Regions from separate parts of the Homo sapiens genome. Here region 2 is linked to region 1. Evidence: read pairs that join two places in POLR2A ChIA-PET (ENCODE). Cell type or tissue: GM12878. All regions are shown on one strand. Each heading gives the region's core, and the rest is flanking DNA. Links, peaks and the distances in the headings are about the cores only. Region 1 overlaps RPRD1B (regulation of nuclear pre-mRNA domain containing 1B). Region 2 holds the start of GHRH (growth hormone releasing hormone).

Evidence for each region. ChIA-PET counts read pairs that join two places held together with the same protein. Peaks named below come from ENCODE experiments on the same cell type or tissue, not always from the same donor. Only the 100,000 strongest peaks of a DNase experiment are listed, where the experiment ranks them.
Region 2: POLR2A ChIA-PET joins it to region 1 with 8 read pairs; 1 of 35 experiments calls an interaction of 5 or more read pairs at or near these places.

What each region holds. Positions count from the first base shown.
Region 1 is chr20:38,087,202-38,098,134 of GRCh38, forward strand. It overlaps RPRD1B (regulation of nuclear pre-mRNA domain containing 1B), which reads left to right. Exons shown (of 7, transcript NM_021215.4): 7 at 2,525-5,163. The coding sequence ends at 2,674. LOC124904897 (a long non-coding RNA gene) reads left to right here. Exons shown (of 4, transcript XR_007067578.1): 3 at 662-810; 4 at 908-1,219. Among named protein-coding and RNA genes, the nearest start is that of RPRD1B, 59 kb to the left of the region's middle. RefSeq lists silencers at 5,706-6,000, 8,613-8,672. In GM12878, for the core only: no CTCF peak of the experiment used is centred there; DNase peaks (open chromatin) are centred at 4,760, 5,280 and 7,300; H3K4me3 peaks cover 729 bases; H3K27ac peaks cover 3,566 bases.
Region 2 is chr20:37,259,953-37,270,885 of GRCh38, forward strand. GHRH (growth hormone releasing hormone) reads right to left here and starts at 1,862. Exons shown (of 5, transcript NM_021081.6): 1 at 1,791-1,862. RefSeq lists silencers at 5,194-5,313, 5,454-5,503 and enhancers at 7,925-8,471, 8,472-9,019, 10,533-10,602. In GM12878, for the core only: no CTCF peak of the experiment used is centred there; a DNase peak (open chromatin) is centred at 5,319.

The DNA of each region.
Region 1 (10,933 bases), core at 2,491-7,490:
TGCCTGCCTCGGCCTCCCAAAGTGCTGGGATTATAGGCATGAGCCACTGCGCCTGGCCACAACTGGGATTTTTAAGAAATTGCCTAGGAGAGAGTTAGTTGAACTTAAGGTGGTGTCTAATTAGAGCAAAGTGCCTTCCATTTTAACTTCAATGAACTTGCCACGTTGGTCTGATGATAACCCAAGAGTAAGGAGTCTTGGATTCTGATCCCAGCTCAGCTTCTAGAGACTTGGTGGTTTTCAAATTGTTCTTGAGGGACTCCTTCAACTGAAGGGCTCCCTAGTTGCCAAGAGTGGTTGGTTCTGAGTCGAGGTGGCTTTGATTTGTCAGCTTTGGTCAGAGAATTCAGGCAGGGGGCAGGAAGTCCGTGTTCTGTAGTTGTTTTGTTATTTTACCCTTTTTATACCTTCCATTCAGGAGAAGTTTATTAGATGAATCCGTGTCCAGAAATAGAGAATTAGTTGCCTTCATCCTTTATATTAATTTCCCTTGAAGTATAAACAGCCAAAGAAGAAAAGTACTTGTGGGAGAAAGGGGGTTCAGATCCTCAAATTTGAAAATAGTTTTCAACTTCAGGAACGTGAAAGGTGACTGTTAACCAAAGTCTGAGTCTCAGGAGCTACTTCATGTGGTATGCTTTTACCTGATGTTATGTTTTAGATATGGCTCATTCATTCGGCACATGTGCTGGGTGCCTACTGTTTGCTGGACACTGCGGAGCCTGGTGGATGCTGGGGGAAGCAGATGGGTCTGGTCCTGGCCTCCAGGAGCTTACTAGTTAAATGTGGGAGTCATTGCTAATCATTTACGTAAGTCATTGTTTAATTTTAGTTGTGGTAAGTTTACAAAGAAAAGAAATGGGCTGCTAGGAGAGCTCACTCTCTACCCTTTTCTCTTCCTTTGTAGACTGTGTGAGGAGCTCTCATTGCGGGTGGGAGACTGATTGCCTGCAGTAATGGGGAGAGGATATGCCTGGTTCCCTCCTCTCACTCCTTGCTTGGACTTTTGTCTTTACAACTTGAACTAAGTATTCTCCATTTGACCTTTTTCCTGCCTCATTATTCTTCCCAGACATTCTCTAGCTTCTACTTTCTGCCTCTTCAGGTGTGCATCAGGGATCTGGTATCAAGGAATTTAGAACTTGAAAAGAAGTGTTATGGTCCAGTTCCCTCACTTTCAGATATGGAAGAAGGGAACACATCCACGGTCACACAGCAGGTTAGAGGCAGAACCAGGACCAAGCCTAGGTCTCTGCATCTCAGCCCAGGGCTTCTTGTTACATTCCTGCAGGAAGGGCTTTCTAAGTCAGCAGGGGCCCAGCGTCAGGGACCTACTTACCCTTGCAGAGACACTGAGAGGACAAAAACTAAGCCCCAAGGGGGCCAACAGCCCCAGACTTCACATGGCCTAGGGTTGTTTTCTATATATCTTGGCAGATTTATCAAGAGTACCTTTTTCCGGGAGCTGAGGAAAGAAAAAAAATATGCCCCATTCCTATCATTAGGGGATTCATATTCTAGAGGAACATAGAAGTCTCACATGTATGGAGAGAGCATAGAGCAGCTTGCTAGGGGCTCAGGTACACACCCTGTGTGAGGGAGAGCTCTGGAGCAGGAGGAGATGCGGAGTCGTCTCCTGGATGCAGAGCAAGGATTTTCCTAGAGAGGTGGAGTCCAGATAGTCCAAGGAGCAGAGGAGTGGAGGCCAGGCTTTGCTAGGGCTAGGAGAAGAGAGAGACCCCCTCCAGGCTTGCGGGGAATCCTGAAAAAATGGTCCACACAGACAAAGAGGGTTAGGAGGTTGTGAGGCAGGGGCTGATTTTGTAAGACCTTGAACTCTGCTCTGAAGGACCAGATCATGGAGCTAGTGGGGTGCCGTGCCTCACTTTCTCAAGGGAGTGGTTTCATGAAAGCTGGGCTTTTGGGAGAGAAGTCTGGTGGCATTTTAGGAGCCCTAGGGGTCAGGAGGCCTAACCAGGGACTTACTGCAGTGACTCAGTTATGGAATGAGGAGGCCCTGGTCACAGGGAGTAGCAGTGGGGTATTTTGAGCTTCTATAGTGCTTGTTTGCAAAACATGATAAATTTAGGTTAATCTCCAAGCTTTAACATAGGAAGTATAACTTCAGTGTTTTTTTTCTTGCCATATCTAGGTGGAGTCCGCAAAGAAATTGTGAGGCTCAGGTGTCTGTTTTATTTTATAAAGCATTTTGAAACTTTTGAGAACCAACAAAAAGAGAATGCAAATACCAAGTGTTATTTCTTTCTACTTCCAAATCTCAAGCCCTAAATTGAATACCATTTAATTCACTGTTGCCAATATGGCACTCTGCGTTCCTTTTTTGATAGAAAGTTTTGCCTTTTGAGCATTTGAAGCCCTAGCTTTGTGATATAGCTGAACAGGGTGGGCAGGCTGGTGGGGACAAGGAAGAACACGAGGACGAGAGTAGCTGCCCGGCTCCAGCAGCACCCATGCCCTCGGCACGCACAGACTTAACGGTATTGTCTTCTCTTTATCTCCTTAGGAATACAAACAGAAGCTTGCACGAGTAACCCAGGTCCGCAAGGAACTGAAATCCCATATTCAGAGCTTGCCAGACCTCTCACTGCTGCCCAACGTCACAGGGGGCTTAGCCCCCCTGCCCTCTGCTGGGGACCTGTTTTCAACTGACTAGGATGGGTGTCATGTCCCAGATTTCTGTTTGTACCAGCAGAAAGAAGAGGGCAAGTCATGGTTGGAAATAACCTTCTAGCCCCTGGTTCTATCCCTTCTTCCGCCCAGCCCCCCAGCCTCAAGAAAGAACCTCAGACTCTGATTCTCCTCTTCAGCCTCTCATCTTGAGCACAGTTCAGAACAGTGGCGACTGGAATCTGGTTTATATTCATATTTGCAAAGACTACAGACTTTTTCTCCCACTTCATATTTTCATGCCCCCCTGTTGGTTTTCCATTCTTAACTGTCTCCTTATACCTAAGAAGTTATGAAAATCATGTGTACTTCTGGAAGCTTTCGAAAGAATCTTGTCCCTCATGACAGCATTTTATCATGAAAGCAGCTTCTCCTTTCTGGGCTGGGCTTGTTCAAGTTCGGTGTGGGCTTCCACTAAGGCACTTGTCCTGGAGACGTTGGCTTTCCCAGCTGCATCTGCCCCAAAAGGTTGTAGGCACAGCTGTCGTAGCGTTGCCATAAAGAGTTTGCCAAATCTCTGATCCTCCCTTTCCATTGCTTCTCCTAGTGATGCACGAAGATTAGGTGCATTTATTTTGTAAACAGATTGGAGAATCTAGCAATAAGATTCAAAGCTAATCTGGAGCATAAAGGCACAGTTCAGAGACAGAATAACAGGGATCACAAGCATGAATTAAAAGGAATTTATTTGCTTCAAGTTCCTAGATACAACCTTCCCATGCTGCACTTCTCCACTGTCGGAGCACGTTCCGAAAAACAGAATGCCTTGATCCCTGGTGGGTGCGAAGGCAGTTGTTAGGGATGGCAGGCATTGGTGGGCTCCAAAAGATGAAGGCCCCACACACAGGTGTGCTGCATTTGGGATCTGTGTGGGTGTTTCTTGGACCCTTTCTTCTGGGAGTAGGGTACACACTAACGTTTAATCCGCTGTCTGGGTGCATGTCCACAGTACGGTGGCTAAACTCGAACATCACTGCAAATAGGACGCTGAGCAGGTCCGTCTGTCATGTCACGCCACTGCACAGGTCCTTGTCCCCACACGACGGGGAGTACTTGCGTCAGATGTTATTGAATAGCTCGTCTCGGGCAGGGGAAGCGGGGAGTTGGGGATATTAATTGGGGGTTTTAATTCTATTATCATGTCAGCTGACATTATGACTATATAATGTAGTTAGAGACAATTTTTATCTTGCTTATAGTAAAGGTTCAGCCTGCCAATTGTAAATCATTCTAATTTGGCAGGCTTATTTTTGACATTGGAAAGGGCAGAAAGCGATTTGCCCCAGTAGTGTAATAGGAGTTATAGACCAGAGGCTGAAACCCAAACTATATAAAAAGGAATTCAGTGGAGGGGGCTTTGTAATCTCCATTAATTTGTGTTGCTACTTCCAGGATCACCAAAAATTACATGTAATTTTACATGTTAAACACATTGAAACATAACCTATGTTTATAAAGCATAACGGGCTTCCCTTCCAGAAGCTCTCCTGCTTGTCATGAAGTGAGAACAATGAAAAGTCATAGCAGATACTCAGTTTAACTCTGTGTAGAACCTAGTAGTGTTTGAGCTGTTATTCAGATTTGAATTCAGACTGTGTGTTGTTTGCTTATGGACACTGCCTGTCGTTCTGTCACTGTTAAATTAATGAGTCTATAAGGTTTTTCTTCCAGAGGCCATAGGTGACATCACTAAAATTGCAAGATAAATTGTAATCTTTGCTGCTGCTGCACTCCCCAACCTCTCCCCCACCCCCCGTGGTGTGCTGCTTTCTAGATGAGCGTGTTTTGGAGCAGGCCCATCTGGGACACTCTATGCTTTCACCAAGGAAGTGCGATCTGAGCAGCCACAATCCAGCCAAAAGAGGATCGTAGATATTTGCTCTGATCAACTAGATGAAAATATAGCAGAATGGATTTAGCCCACTGCTCTGTTTTATCCAACTGAGTCTCTGACCAGCAATTGGTGCATAATTATTACAGCAAAAGTTAAGAAATGAAACTGTAGCAATTATGTAAATGAATGTGTTGGCCTCTTAATACCTGTTACTAGTGGACTTCCTGTGAGGAAGTTAGTTTTTTGTTTTGATGAAATGCTTTCGTTTTTTAAATCTTAATTCTGCTGTCCACATCCTCCCAAAGTGTGCTTACTTCATTTGTTTAATTTAAATGAACTTTCCTCCTTGTATGTATGAGGTGACTTGGTGGGTGGGGTGGGTGGTTTTTGTTTTTGTGTTTTTTCTTTCTTAGGGCATCTGTAGGCCTCAAAGGACCTTTCCTTTAGGTCATATTCCTCAGAAAGTCTTCAATCTTCCCTTGTTTTTGTTTGTTTGTTTTTCTTAAAGAATATTTTCAAAGCTTAAATTTGTATATTAATTTAGGACTATTTAGAAGTATAGGCTGTCGTTGGCGGCAGCAGTATATTCTGAAATGTCTCATAGATATATATTTTTGAATAAAGATGGTGTTGTTGAACAACATTGTGTGATTTTTTTTTTAAACTACCCTGTTACTGAAAACAGTGCCTTTCTTTGTAAGCAGTGGGTGATTAGTAATCACCAATAGAGAATGTGCTGTCGGCACAGAATCTTGTCCCTTGGGAGTTTTTGTGTCTGTTAGCGGCACATAAATACTCAGCATTTACGTAGTATTTTCTGGTTCTTTCCAGGGGCTTAATTAGCTTTAATTAGGCAGTCCACACAGTACCCATGAGAGGTGCCGCCATAGTTTTACCCTCATTGTACAGAAGTGGGAACTGATGGAGAGAGATTAAATGACTCTTCCCCCATACTTCACAGCCAATCTCTGACAGATTAAAACTTGGAAGTTCTTTGATTTTAGCGCCTTTGTTCACACCAGTAGGCCTCCTGAGAGCGATTTGATTTTGGCAGTACACGGAAAGCCACGCTGAACAGTAAAAAGACGAAAAATGTGAGATAATTGCGAACCCAAGTGGTATGTCTCTTAAAAACAGTCATGGCTTTGCTTTGTCCTTTTCACTTGTACATGGAGTGAAAGCATATTGACTGTGTATTGCTGGTTAAAGCTCTCAAAATAACAAAAATGATTTTGAATTAGGTCCTTTTGAAGCAAGTGATATGTTTGGAAGGATCATAAACCTGTCCACTGGGTAATGGCAGCATCTGCCAGAAGAAGTGGGGTTATCTTATGGTGCAAAAACCTCTGTAGTAGGTGTGGTTCATCAAGACTGCAACCCAGATAAGTCCAGTATTAGGAAAATTGAGACTGCATTACCCAAGTTCTGTTAAAATATGAAAGTTGGATGTTACATGTGAATCTCAAGAGACAAGATCTCCTTCTGTGTCCCCAGATTTCATGGTCTAATTTCTTCACTCCTCCCTATAAATAGTAAGTCCATGATTCTTCTGGTTTAATTAGCACTTCAGGCTACAAAATGACTTTGAGGTCTTCAGAGCTGAAGATGGAGCTACCCAAGAGTCCATGAATCTGTCAAAATGCTTATCCTTTGTGACTAGAGCCATTAACTCTCTGTGTCACCTTCCTGGGCAAGGTATTTTCCTCTCTGGGCCTCAGTTTTTTCTTTCTTTTTTTTTTTTTTTTTTTTTTTTTTCTTTTTGAGACAGGATCTAACTCTTGCCCAGGCTGGTGCAACCTTAGCTCACTGCAGCCTCAATCTCCTCGTCTCAAGCTATCCTCCTATCTCAGCCTCTCAAGGAGCTAGGACTACAGGCATCTACCCACGCCTGGCCAATTTTTTTCTTTTCTTGACTTTTTTTAGAGATAGGGACTCACTATGTTGTCTAGGCTTGTCTCGAATTCTTGGGCTCAAGCAATCCTCCCGCCTTGACCTCCCAAAGTGCTAGGATTGTAGGCATGAGCCACCACAGCCAGCCTCAGCTTTCTTACCTGCAAAATGTAGTATTGGACTAAATTATCTCTAGGTTTTCTGCGAGCCCTAAAAGCTACGATTGTTGTGCTGCATAAGAAGCATATGGGACTGAAGTCTGAGAACTCTGGATGGTATATCCTGGGCACGCAGTACTATTTGTTAGAGAAATGAATAGTATCACCATTGTGCTGTGTATACATAGGAAACCCTGGAGACCATAGTCTAAAGATCGGGGCACAGGAGACAGTGCCACGACCGGGAAGATGGGAGTAAACACAGTAGTTCACTGCACAAAATTCATATTTGGTTTATTTGGGATCTTTAAGAAAAAGCCATTTGCTAGCATGGTTTCCTCTTTTACTTTCTCCTGGAATAATTCATCTGGCTAAAGCTCATCGCTCACTGCTACCTCTGTAGGATTTTCCATTTAAAAATCATGCTTCCACTCTGAGGCACAGATTCAATTAAGAATCCATTCTCCTGTACAGTAGGTTGGGATTCATACAGCTTTATGTAGTGTTGAAAGCCCAGTGTGTTCACTTTTTTTAGACTCAAATAGTTATTTTGCATTAAAAATTCATTTCTACCATTGGTTTGATAAATATTAAAATTAGCAGGCCATTTATCTAGTATTTTTTGTGAATAAGAGGCAGCTGTGATGAGTGAAAACTCATATCTTCTCATCTCCTCTCACTATGATGACCTTGGGCAAGTCACTCAGCCCTTGGGGACCTCAGCTGCTTCTTACAGGAAATGAGTAGGGTTGATTACGTAACCTCTGAAGTCCTGTGACTAGGTTTTCAGAATATTTCTTCCTACTGAGAATCTTAATAAACTCAGTACCTGAATAATGTACTCCATAGATTTTAAAATACTCACTATACAAATTCTTAGGAAAGAAAGTAGTTACCAACATACTTGTTAATAACTGAGATGTTTGTAAAAAGGGCCTAGTGCTTTGGTACAAATTAGGGACTCAGTGGTGGCTGTTACTATGTTAAATAATGAATGCAGGTATTTATAAACACATGTAACAAGATTAAAATAGATGTCTGCTGGAAGGAGTAATAGAGACCACATGGCTAGACCATCTGCAGCATTTACAACAGAGTGGTCAAAAACCTGTCATCCTCAACCCCCCTCACCCACTTTAAGGGTATGAAAAGAGTCAGGAGTTAAGAGGTAAAGGAAGAGGATTTGGGATGAGAATTATTTGAAAAGGGCCATTGGTGTGTTTGGCATCTCCCTAGTGGGAGCAGTGGGTGCCACCTACACTTTATCTCAAGATTAGGGGAAAGGGCCTCCATGGAGCTTAGTATGTGTCCCTGATCTGGTGGATTAAACAGACCCCTGCCTGGAAAAGTCTGAAGGATGAGATGCCAGTGCTGGCTAAGTGTTTGATGACGAAGCAAGGGAGAGGCTGGGTGCAGACTCCACTCCTAGAGTTTGTCAGGGCAGAGCATGCATGTAGAAGAACTGGCCTGCATCCTGGGGTGATAGAGCCTGGGCAAGAGGCCCGGGGTTTCAAGGAGGCGAACTTCAGACTCACAGTGCTGAGGAAGGAGTAGAGCAAAGAGCCAGGGAGAAACCCTCACCCCAAGAGACCCCAGGTGATGGGAGATGAGGATGGGAGACTGGGGGAAGGGAGGGGAGGAACCACTCCAAGGAGCATCTGAGGAGCCCATGGGGGAAGGAAGCTGTTAAACTTTGTTAAACTTTTGCCCAGCAGCGCCCAGTCACCACCACCAGACCTTAAGGACTGTCTCTTGCTGCTGCTTCACTCCCACTGCTGTGTCCCTGGAAGGGTCAGAAACGGTAAACAAGGGAGGCCTCCCTTCCCGGATGCTGGCCTCCCTTCCCAGATGCTGGCCTCTCGCCCCCAGCAGACCCAGAGAGGTCACCTTCACATGATAGGCTATTTTGATTGTAACATGGGCTTGCACATTTACATCTCTGAAATGAGACTGTTTTTACACTTTAAGTGTGACTACAGGAATTTTTTTAAATAAAAATGACTAGAGAAGTTATGGAGGCCTGGGTTTTTCTTTGAGAGTTACAGGATACATTAGCCCCACAAATTGGATTTCAAGGGACATAGGAGACAAAGTTGCTTTGCGATTGCAGTTCCCCAATCCTGCCTGTGTACTATGGTGGTTACACACACATGATTCATTTTAGGACCTTTAATTCTTGGTTCCCCTTTCCATTTTTGTTACTTAAAAAGTTCATTTTCACAACCTCAGTTTGTTCATTAAATTGTGAATTCATAATCCTATGTATATGTGAACATATTTTTCAAAATTGTGGTAAAATACATATAACATAAATTTACTATTTTAGCCGGGCACGATGGCTCACACCTGTAATCCCAGCACTTTGGGAGGCCGAGGAGGGTGGATCACCTGAGGTCAGGAGTTCAAGACCAGCCTGGCCAACATGGTGAAACCCCATCTCTAATAAAAAAAAAACAAAAATATTAGCCAGGCGTGGTGGTGTGTGCCTGTAGTCCCAGCTACTCAGGAGTCTGAGGCAGGAGAATCACTTGAACCTGGGAGACAGAGGTTGCAGTGACCCGAGATCGCGCCACTGCACTCCAGCCTGGGTGACAAGAGTGAAACTCTGTCTCAAAAAAAAAAAAAAAAAAAAAAAAAAAAATATATATATATATATATATATAAAACTATTTTAAAGTGTACAATTCAGTGGCATTTAGCACATCTGTGATGTTGTGCAGCCGTCACCATGATCTAGTTCCAGAACATTCTCATCCCCACAACAGGAAACCCTGTACACATTAAGCAGTTACTCCCATTATCCCCTACTCCCAGGCCCTGGCAACTACTAACCTGCTTTCTCTCCCTGTGAAATTGCCTATTTGTATATTTAATATAAATGGAATCATACAATATATGACCTTTTATGCCTCGCTTTCATTTAGCATAATGTTTTTAGGCTTGGTTCATCTATGTTGTAGCATATATCAGAATTTCATCCCTTGTTATGGTTGAGTAATATTCTATTGTATGGATATGCCACATTTTATTTATCCATTAGTTGGTGCACAGTTGGGTTGTTTCTACCTCTTCGCGACAGCCAGTTGGGCTGCTGAAAGCATTCACATACCAGTTTTGGGTTGAACACCTGTTTTCAGTTCTGTTGGGTATATACCTAAGAGTGCCATTGCTGGGTCACATGGTAATTCTACGTTTAGCTTACCGAGGAACCACCAAATGGTTTTCCAGAGTGGGTGCACCATTTTCCATTTCCACCTACAATGTATGAGCCTTCCAGTTTCTCCACATCCTCACTGTATTAGTCAGGGTTCTCCAGAAAAACATACATAGAGAAAGGGAAAAAATTATTTTAAGGGAATTGGCTCACACAATTGTGGAGGTTTGGCAAATCCCAAATCTGCTGGGGTAGTCTGGCAGCTGGAGACCTAGGGAAGAGTTGCAGTTCAAAGGCAATCTGCTGGCAAAATTCCTTCTTGCTTAGGGGGAGGTCAATCTTTGTTCTATTAAAGCCTTCAGCTAATTGGCCGAGGCCCACTCAGGTTAGGGAGGGTAATTTGCTTTACTCTAGATCCAACAAGTTAAATGTTAATTTCATCCCAAAAACATCTTCACAGAAACATCCAGAATAACATTTGACCAAATATCTGGGCTCCATGGCCCAGCCAAGTTGACATGTAAAATTAAAAAAATAAAATAAAATAACCACTACTCTTGCCAAAACTTGTTATTTTTCATTTAAAAAATTATAGCTGTATTACTGCCCGAGGGCTCCATAAAAAAATATCACCGACTGGGTAGTTTAAAACAACAAGTATATTGTCTCACAGTTCTGGAAACTAGAAATCCAGAATCAAGGTGTTTTCAGGGTCACGCTTCCCCTGAAGCCTCCAGAAGAGGATTTTTTTTTTGCCTTTTTCAGTTCCTGGTAGCTCCAAGCGTTTCTTGGCTTGTGGCAACGTAACTATAACCTCTGCCTCTATCTTCCTAAATGGCCATCTTCCCTGTGTTTCTGTGTCCAAATTTCCTTCTTTTAAGGACACCAGTCATATTGGATTAAGGCCTACCTTAATAACCTCATCTTGATTAAATCTGCAATGACCCTATTTCCAAATAATGTCACATTTACAGATGCTGGGGGTTAGGACTCCAATATATATTTTTTGCAGGGGGGCTGGCGGCGGGAAACACAATTGAAGCTGTAACAATAGCCATCCTAATAGGCATGAAGTGGTGTGAGGTGGTTTTGATTTGCATTTTTCTAATGACATTGAGCATCTTGTCATGTTGGCCATAACAACATGGCCAAATGGCTTGTTGGCCATTTGTATATCTTCTTTGGAGAAATGTCTATTCAAGTCCTCTG
Region 2 (10,933 bases), core at 2,502-7,501, 830 kb before region 1:
AAAAAAAGGAAAGCTTCTTGCTCTTTGTTGTTGGGCCTCTGGGGAAGAAAGAACAGGGACAAACAGGAACACCTGCTTGATTGGCCCCTCCCTATGCACACCCAGTAGTTTCAGGGAGTTGAAACAACCTCATAGGAGGGCAGACTTTGGTGGGGAGGGCAAGTCATAGTAAACACAATACCCCGCTCATTCAAGATAAGGCTCAGCAACTGCACAAGTTAACCAAGAGGCTCAACATTTGCCACAAATCCTGTGCCCCAGGCATAGGTCAAGACCCCACAGCAACCTCTGAGCTATGAGAACCGAATCCATGGGTTTGCAGATCCCACTGGATGAAAATGGGAAACAAGAATTATCCAGTGTAGGGTAAGATAAGAAGAATAGAGGTTATGTCACTAAGGATAAAATAGCTCCAGCCTGAGCAACATGGCGAGACCCCATCTCTACAAAAAAAAAAACACACAAAACAAAACAAAAAAAAACTTATCTAGGCATGGTGGCGCATGCCTGTAGTCCCAGCTACTCTGGAGGCTGATGTGGGAGGATTGCTTGAGCCCGGGAGGTTAAGGCTGCAGTGATCCATGATAGTGCCACTGCACAGTAGCCTAAATGTCAGAGCAAGACCCCATCTCAAAGAATAAAATAAAATAGCTGTCAACAGACACATTCCACATGACAACTTAAGGAGTCAAAATTCACTGAATGAAGTGTAGCCGAGCCCAACAGCATTGCTGGCAACCCTGATGACTGAAGGCACTCCAGAGTTTATAATCTATCATTATGATCATCGGTTAGCTTCCTGCAGTGCTTACTGATTCTGGGATTAGATGTACTTGAGATTGCCTGGATTCAGGATAAACGGGCACTTGATCTACATCCGTTGGCACCTTTTGCCAGCTTTCATGCCAGGAATGCCAGGAGAATTCTGCAGATTCACCTGCAGCTGACAGAGGTCAGGTCTCAAGCACCCAAATTCGCAAGGCCATTTTTGAAAACCCAGGGAAAGAACATCTTTAACCTTCCTTGAATATCCCCCTTTGAAATTTGAGCACCCCAAAGCATAGACTTCCTGATCTGGTTTATAAACTGTTTCAGTGACAGCATTCCAAGTTAAAAGAAATCTAAGTTTTTAATGAGGAAGCATCTTGAACTGTCATTCAAAAGAGTGACACTCCACCTCCTTCCAGAAGGGGTTTGAGGCAGTCTATGGTGAAAGACACAAATACTTCAGGACCATTAAAGCAAGGATCAGGAGACAGGCGTGGGGTAGCGGAGGACTCCAAAGGCAGATAATTGTGTCTAAAACCTGGAGTAAAGAGTGTGGCTGCAATTGAGCAAGAAAGCAAAATGTTATCAATTTCCCGGCAATTACATTGAATCAGTTCTGAGTGATCAATGAGCAGTATTGATTTGCACAGCCACTTGGCTCATCTCTGATCCATGGCAGAATCCCATCGCTGACAGGAAAATCGAGCCAACTCACGTTTGCCCCCGAAGCCTGCCCACGCATCCTCGAAGGAGCACTGAGACCTCACCACCTGCGACAGACACCTGGAGCCAGTCCGCCACGCGCCCAAGTTAAGACAAGCCCCAAACAGCACCATCAAAAGCCTATTCCAGAGCCCCTATTGAGGGGTGATTTTATCCAGAGAGGGGCTCAAATGTACTCACCAGTCCATGGGCAAAGAGGATGGCGGTGGGCCTCTTGGACTCAGTGTTTCTAAGTTGGTGAGAAGGTTAACTTTTCTTACCCCCACCCAGCCTAGCCCCCCCAGGGCCACCCCTCTCACCTGATGCGGCAGATATCCCTCTGCTCCGAGGCACTGCTCAAATCCAGGGGCCCTGGGCTGGGTGTTTGCTCTGGCAGCCGCCTGGCGTTCCCATCATTTATCTCTTCATTTTCCTAAGCGTTGTCAGCGTCAGAGAATCAATTACCCACAAGTCAACCAAAGGACTGTTTTTAGCATCATATCACACTGACAAACCCTGTTGGTGAAAGAGGTTTGGCCCCTTGCAGACTTAGACTCCTGGTAAAGTCTCCTTTTATCTTTGGCACAGTGGACATAGTACAAAGGTGTAACATTATTCCAAGAGGATATAGAGAATATATACTGCTATAATAGTGATTGGAGAACTCGGCTGGGCGCGGTGGCTCACACCTGCCATCCTAGCACTTTGGGAGGCTGAGGCGGGTGGATTGCCTGAGCTCAGAAGTTTGAGACCAACCTGGGCAACATAATGAGACCCTGTCTCTAGAAAAAAATTAAAAATTAGCTGGGCATGTTGGCACATGGGTATAGTCCCAGCTACTCAGGTGGCTGAGGCAAGAGTGTCACCTGAGCCTGGGAGGCGGAGGTTGCAGTGAGCCAAGACCACGCTATGGCACTCCAGCCTGGGTGACAGAGCACGACTCTATCTCAAAATATATATTTTTTAAAAAAAGAAAAAATATGTGTTAAAAATAATTGGAGAACTCATAACAGTGAAACACCAAGAGTTTATTGATTCTCCAAGATAAATGTGCCTTTTCAAAAGTTCATATAATTTAGCTTTGTCCCTGTGTAATTTTATTTCACTTTTGGGTAGACAACATTATGAATAAGCGTTATTCTCTCCTTAGTGGGGAATTTGTTCCCTATCTCCCTTGTCGTCCAATTATCAGAATTCTGCACTATTTGATTTACACCTGCTTGGTCACAGGCTGATTTCAACAGCTAGCCTGGGGGCATCCGTCGTCACCTGTCAAGGCAGCCAGACATTGGCAGTTGCCTCAGAGAAGTGTGAAATGAGAGGGAAGAGATGGAAAACCTTGGGAGAGTTGTTGTGTTTCCAGATTTCTCTAGCCTATAGCTAAGAAATCCTCAGGAATGACATAAAAGCACAGGAGGCAGAAGCTCTGGTTTCCCAGGCGGCCGTCGTGGAGGTGTGGAAAGAGCTCCAAGCCTCGAGTCTAGGGACCTGCTGCCTCTCCCAAGCCTGTCAATCATGACCTCTGTGACCCTTAGGAAGTTACTTCTACCTGGCTGGGTGCAGTGGCTCACACCTGTAATCCCAGCACTTTGGGAGGCTGAGGCGGGTGGATCATGAGGTCAGGGGTTCGAGACCAGCCTGACCAACATGGTGAAACCCCGTCTCTACTAAAAATACAAAAATTAGCTGGGTGTGGTAGTGGGCACCTGTAATCCCAGCTACTCAGGAGGCTGAGGCAGGAGAATTGCTTGAACCCGGGAGGTGGAGGTTGCAGTGAGCCGAGATCGTGCCACTGCACTCCAGCCTGGGCGACAGAGCGAGACTCTGTCTCAAAAAAAGAAAAAAAACTTCTACCCTCCGGGCCTCAGTTTCTACCTGGAAACTTGAGAGTTGACATAGAACAGCAACTTTCAAACTATTTTTTTGAGAGGGATCCTATCTTTGCCACCCAGGTTGGAGTGCAGTGGCATAATCTCGACTCATTGCAACCTCCACCTCCCGGGTTCAAATGATTCTCCTGCCTTAGCCTCCAGAGTAGCTGGGATTACAGGTGCGTACCACCACGCCTGGCTAAGTTTTGTATTTTAGTAGAGATGGGATTTCACCATGTTGGCCAGGTTGGTCTCAAACTTCTGACCTCAGGTGATCCACGTGCTTCTGCCTCCCAAAGCACTGGGATGACAGGTGTGAGCCACCACACCCAGCCCAAACATTTTTTAAAAAGTAGCAAAACTCTTTCTTTGGAAACCTACAGAGACAGGTTTTTAATATGGGGCTACTCTGGTTGAAGAGGGGGAAGTGGAGACCCCCTTGCCTATCCCTGAGGTACCTCGATGGGTCACAATTACAAGCCAGTAATTTCCAAGAGTCCCCTTAGCAACACTATTTTGTGGTTCTCCTTCTTAGCCTGCACTGAGCCATGTTCTTGGCATCTAGCAAATATGAGATGTTTCTCATAGAAGCAAGGCTTGAGTGGTATGTCACCTTGCTGGCCAGGATACGAAGTGGTCAGGTCAGGCCAGATCCCCAAGGATTAAGAATGGGCTGATAGTGGCCAGGTGCGGTGGCTCATGCCTGTAACCCCAGCACTTTGGGAGGCCGAGGCAGGCGGACTGCCTGAGCTCAGGAGTTCGTGACCACTCTGGGCAACATGGTGAAACCCCGTCTCTACTAAAATACAAAAAAATTAGCTGGGTGTAGTGGCATGTGCCTGTAATCCCAGCTACTGGGGAGGCTGAGGCACAAGAATAGCTTAAGCCCCAGAGGCAGAGGTTGGTGTGAGCCGAGATGGCGCCGCTGCACTTCAGCTTGAACAACAGAGTGAGACTCTGTCTCAAAAAAAAAAATAAATAAAAACAGGGCGTGGTGGTTCACGTCTGTAATCCCAGCACCTTGGGAGGCTGAGGCGGGCGGCTCACGAGGTCAGGAGATCGAGATCATTCTGGCTAACATGGTGAAATCCCGTCTCTATTAAAAATACAAAAAATTAGCCGGGCGTGGTGGTGGGTGCCTGTGGTCCCAGCTACTCGGGAGGCTGAGGCAGAAGAATGGCTCAGGACCCAGGAGGCGGAGCTTGCAGTGAACCAAGATGGTGCCACTGCACTCCAGCCTGGGTGACAGAGTGAGACTCCGTCTCAAAAAAATAAATAAAATAAATAAATAAATAAAAATAAAAATAAAAATAAATGGGTTGATAGCTTTAAATTAATTATTATTATTATTATTTTATTTACTTAATTTTTTGGAGACAGGGTCTCGCTCAGGCTAGAGTGTAGTGGTGAGATCTCAGCTCACTGCAGCCTTGACCTCCTAGGCTCAAGCAGTCCCCAACCTCAGCCTCCTGAGTAGCTGGGACTGCAGTTGCACGCCACCATGCCCAGCTAATTTTGTTTATTTTTAGTAGAGATGAGATCTCACTATGTTGTCCTGGCCAGAACTCAAATATTATTTAAAAAAAAAAAGTGCAGGTCACAGCAGCAGGGAGCAGACGAAGCAGTTGGGAGCCCCAGGGCTATGGGCTCTCGCACAGTCAGGAAGTGTGGGGTAACTCCTGGAAATGCAAAGTGGGGACCATGCAGAGCTGGGCACCCAGAGTGGACGCTGGTCCAGGGCACAGATGCAGGTTACATGGAGTTGGCCGGAGAAGCCATGGGGCTCAGAATCCAGCCTCGGTTGAAACTCTGTGCCAGGCATTGTGCTACAGACTTCACGCCCTATCTCAGTTTTCTTATTTGTAAAATGGGAGTGATAGAGCTCAACTTATGAGGCTCTTGGGTGAGAATTATTGTGACATTGCATAAAGGGCAGACCTGGCATAGGGCAGAGCTCACAATTTAGCTTTGATAATTGCTGTTCTTGTCATTGCGGTAAATGAGGAAACAGGCATGAAAGGTTACGTGCTCAGCCACAGCCACAGAGCTAGTCAGTAGCTGGAAGAGCTATGACTCAAACATGTTTTCTGACTTCCTTACAGCCCCAGCTACTCAGGAGGCTGAGGCAGGAGGATCACTTGAGCCCAGGAGTTAGAGGCTGCAGTGAGCTATGTTCGTGCTTCCGTACTCCAGCCTGGGCAATGGAGTGACACCTTGTCTCTATTGAAAAAAAAAGGAAAAAAAAGTTTTCTGATTTCCAATTTGTTTGCCCCACACTAAGGCCCTTCCTGGGCCTACCAGTTCTAATTTTTTTTTTTTTTTTTTTAAAAAGAACTTCAACAGTTTGGCCGGGCGTGGTGGCTTACACCTGTAATCTCAGCACTTTGGGAGGCCGAGGCAGGCGGATTGCCTGAGGTCAGGAGTTCGAGACCAATCTGGCCAACATGGTGAGACCCTGTCTCTACTAAAAATACAAAAAAATTAGGCGGGCGTGGTGGCATGCGCCTGTAATCCCAGCTACTCGGGAGGCTGAGGCAGGGGAATTGCTTGAACCAGGGAGGTGGAGGTTGCAGGGAGCCAAGATCGCGCCACTGTGCTCCATCTTGGGCGACAGAGGGAGACTCCATCTAAAAAACAAATAAACAAACAAAAAAGAGTTAACATATCATAAAGCTCACTGGTTTTAAGTCTATGGCTCCATGAGCTTTCATACATTTATACGGTGGTGCCACCATTGCCACAATCCTGTTTTGGAATGCTTCTGTCCCTCCAAAAATTCCCTCTAGCCCATTTGCTCTCAGTCTCCACTCTTGCCCCCTGCCCTAGGCAACCCCTAATCTGCTGTCTTACAGTTTTTCCTTTGCTAGGAAATTCCTATAAATGGAATCTTTTATATGATGAGTAAATCATAATAAATCAAATAAAATACGCACTTTTTGGTGTCAGGCTTCTTTCACTCAGCATAATGTTTGACCTTCATCCATGTTGATCCAGGTATTAATAGTTTGTTCCTTTTTATTCCATTGTATGGATGTATGACTGTTTGTTTACCCATTCACCTTGATGGACATTTGGGTTGATTCCAGTTTGGGGCTAGTATGAATTATGCTGCTACGAACTTTTTTTTTTTTTGAGACAGGGTCTTGCTGTCACATAGGCTGGAGTGCAGTGGCACAATCTCAGCTCGCTGCAGCTTTGACTTCCTGTGCTCAAGTGATCCTCCCACCTCAGCCTCCTGAGTAGCTGGGACCACAGGCGTGATCCGCTGCGCCCAGCTAATTAAAAAAAATTTTTTTGTAGCAATGGGGTCTCTCTATATTGCCCAGGGTCTCTCTCTATCAAACTCTTGGGTTCAAGTGATCCTCCCACCTCGGCCTCCCAAAGTGTTGAGATTACAGGTGTGAGTCACCCTGCCTGAACTGCTATGAATATTTCAGTAGGAGACCTTGTGTGAACATGTTTTCATTAATCTTGGGTGGGTACCTAGGAGGGGAATCACTGGGTCATATAATGAGGGTTTAGCTTTTTAAGAAACTGCCAGTCTTTTCCACAATGGCTGTACCATTGACTTTCCCCCCAGCAGCGATGGGGGTCTGCCCCCGAATTTCTTAAATGAGCATTTATTTCCTCATCCCACAAACCCCTCTTAAGCAACTAATTAGGCCCACGTAGAGCTTGCTGGATTAGCTGTCCATCTCCGAGGGGCTTAGTCCCTTTTCTGCAGTTAGGGGAGTGGGGTGGCTCTCTCCCCTCTGCATAGCATCTTCTGGGTGCTATGAGGAACGCAGAGTGTTTGGACACAGTGCTTGTCTTCAAAGAGCTACAGGAGGAAGCTGAGTCATTACCCTGGGCAGGTAGATCCAGAGAGGGACACAGTATCAGTATAAATGCAGAGAGGGACACAGTATCAGTATAAATGTTCCAAGAATCGAGAGAAGGGAGAAGTCATGTAAACCCAGGAGTTCATCGTCAGACAGGAGTAGGGAGAAGCTTAAAATGGGAGCAAATGGATTTGGATTTGAAACCAACTCTGCCATTTGCCCCATGTGAGATTCTAGGCAAGGTCAATCCCTTAATCTCTCTGAGCCTCAGTTACTACATCTGTACAATGGAGGTGATAAGAACTACCACTCCAGGTTGTTGTGAGAACCAGAAATATGCTTGGCCGGATGCGGTGGCTCACACCTGTAATCCCAACACTTGGAGGCAGAGGCAGGCAGGTTGCTTGAGCCCAGGAGTTCGAGACCAGCTTGGGCAACACAGTGAGACCCCCGTCTCCACAAAAAGAAAGAAAGAAAAAGAAATATGCATGTTGGTGTCTGATATGTAAGTGTCTTGGCAAATGGTAGCAGTTATTGTAGTTTTTCAGAGCTGAGCTCTGAAAAAACGGGCTGCTTGGTGGCAGCCTGGTGGCGGGGAGGGCTGGGAGCCATCTTGGTGACAGGCTTTATTTGCAGTAAATTCTCAAACCCACTGAGAAAGAGCATAGTGGGGCGGGGGGTGGGGGAGGATGGGGAGCCAGAAAGAACCCGGAGAATGAAAACCCAGCCCCTTCCACCGATTCCCACCGCCGCCTTGTCCTTGTCCTCTGAGTGATGATGAGAACGCCTCGGTGGCCGCCCAGCTCACTTTCCCAGGACGTGTTTTAACCCAGCGTTAATTAGTGATTGTGGCTGCATCTAGGGCTGGGGGCTTGAGCTGAAGAAAGAAAGTACCCCAGAGAAAGGCAGACTTTAAAAGGCCCCAAAAGGCTGGGGCAGTGAGGCTCTGTGGAGAGGGAGACAAGCCGTGCATTTGTGTTGCAAATTTCCAGTGTGTGCAAGCCAGCCATTCAATGAGGGCGATGCTACTGGCAGCCGGCATGGGGGTGGGGAGGGAAAGGAAGTCCACAAAGGGGGCCTGTCTGAGGACCTCAGACCCTGCTTTGTAAAAGCTGCTTTCATCCCCCTCCCTGGTTGATGGCAGTGTTCCCAGTCCAAGGCCACTGTGCAAGGATCCAGAGGCCTGGACCCCAGACTCCCAGATTCTCTTGACCCTCCCCACTTGCCCTTCTAGGCCTGTTTTTGTGGCATCAGCAGCAGCAGGTGTCTGAGTGCTCCAGGGTACTGTGTCAGAGGAGACCAGGTTTAAGTGGTGTGGGCTTGCTAGGTGGCTTCAGGCAAAGTCACTTAACCTCCCTGAGTGTCAGTTTCCTCTTCTGTAAAATGGAGATGATGTGGTCCTTTCCCCTGCTTCACAGGGTCCTACCCAAACAGAAGGGCCTGTGATTGGATGGCAGCTCAGAGCTTCATTTCTTTCTCAAAAAGTCTGCATCTGGGAAAGTCATTAGAAGAGCTCTTTTAATGAAGAGATGAGGTTGATTGTACTTAGCAAATCAATGAAGCAACTCTGGGTTCCTTGGAAATGTTACTCCCACGAGTATTTTAATTTTTTTTTTCTTTTGAGATGGAGTTTAGCTCTTGTTGCCCAGGCTGGAGTGCAATGGCATGATCTCAGCTCACAGCAACCTCCACCTCCCGAGTTCAAGCGATTCTCCTGCCTCAGCCTCCCCAGTAGCTGGGATTGCAGGCGTGCACCACCATGCCAGACTAATTTTGTGTTTTTAGTAGAGATGGGATTTCACCATGTTGGCCAGGCTGGTCTCGAACTCCCAACCTCAGGTGATCCACCCACCTCAGCCTCCCAAAGTGCTGGGATTACAGGCGTGAGCCACCGCACCCGGCACTAATTTTTTTTTTTTTTAAGACAGTCTCGTTCTGTCACCCAGGCTGGAGTGCAGTGGCGCGATCTCTGCCCACTGTAACCTCCGCCTTCCAGGTTCAAGCAATTATCCTGCCTCAGCCTCCCAAGTAGCTGAGACTATGGGCACAAGCCACCATGCCCAGCTAATTTTTGTATTTTTAGTAGAGACAGGGTTTCACCATGTTGGCCAGGCTGGTCTTGAACTCCTGACCTCAAGTGATTTGCCTGCCTCGGCCTCCCAAAGCGCTGGGATTACAGGCGTGAGCCACTGCACCTGGCCCATGAGTATTTTAAACATTCACCTTGCTTGGAATCTTTGGGCCTGCCACAAGTCAATTAGGCACACTAACCAGGTTGTTTTTTGAGTTGGTAGACTTGGTGCAGGTGCCACGCCTGCTGCATAGGAGGCTGTCCCCAGCTGATCCTCGGGTAACCTTTCCCTGGTGAAGATATGACCATACTTCAAAAGCCCCCTTGGAGGCCATCTCTTCAAGAAGCATCCTCCCTCCCTGGCCTTGCCTGTGGTTGAGTGATTTTATAATTTTATATGCAGAAAATTGTCTCCTTTCCTGAGACCCTTGGGATGCCTGGGACCAAATCTTTGAGCCCTCTAAAGCTTTCTAATCAAAGTGTGGTCCATAGACCAGCAGTATTGACAGCACCTGGGGGCTTGTTAGGAATGCAGAATGTCAGGCTCCACTCTGGACCAATTGAATCAAAGGCTAAAATCTGTGAGGATTCTAAAGGCATTAGGCACCCTGGTGTCTAAATGCCCGGGATTCTGATCAGGTAGGAGGGCCATGGCCTCAGACAGCCGGGAGATGTCGCTGTTCCCCAGTCATTGGAGTTGTCAGGTTTTGCTACCAAATGCCAGAGGCCCCGCCTGTGGGGCTTTGTTCGCTGTGAAATCCCAGGACTACGAAAGGGTCAGGTCAAGTTTGTCATGCCACCTTTTCATCGGCCACTCAACCTGCGCCTCCTCCCATCTTTCCCTGACCGTTGCTGCCCTGGGTTCTCAGCTATGTTTCCAGATAGGGAAGACTGTGTGATCCCCAAGCCCAGCCCTGCCCCAAGCCCAGCCCTGCCCCAGGATCTCAGGAGAAAGCCCACAGGAGAAAGGGCATCTGGCCAGGCGCAATGGCTCATGCCTATAATACCAGCACTTTGGGAGGTTGAGGTGGGTGGATCACTTGAGGCCAGGAGTTCAAGACCGACCTCGGCGACATGGTGAAACCCCATCTCTACGAAAAATACAAAAATTAGCTGAGCTTGGTGGCATGCGCCTGTAATCCCAGCTACGTGGGAGGCTAAAGCAGAAGAATCACTTGAACTTGGGAGGCGGAGTTTGCAGTAAGCCGAGATCATGCCACTGCACTCCAGTTAGGACAACAGAGCAAGACTCTGTCTCAAAAAAAAAAAAAAAAGGAAGTGCATCCTACAGAGTCTCCCTCAGCCTGGCTCATCAGGCAAGAAGAGCTCAGACCAGCAAGGAGGGGGTGTCTACAGGGAGGACCGCCCTCGCTTGGAATCTCTGAGTTGGGGGATCTTAGTGACAACAGGACCTGCAGACACAGTGAGAAGAATTCCCATGATTTGAGTGTCCACAGGCAAAAGTCAAGGCCTGCTTGGGACTTCAGCTTCCAGTTTCTACTTCCCATGTCAGAGCCAGGTTATCTCACGGTCTTACTTCCCCTCTGTGGTTACAGTGCAGTTAAAGGAACCCTAATAGCCTCGACTGCAGCAAACTCAGGTTTGAGTCAGGGCCAAACGGCCCTCACTCCAGACTAGAAGCAGAGTCATTGGGGTTTCCCTCTAGGGTCTGGAGCTCCCACTCTCTGGGCCTTTCCCAC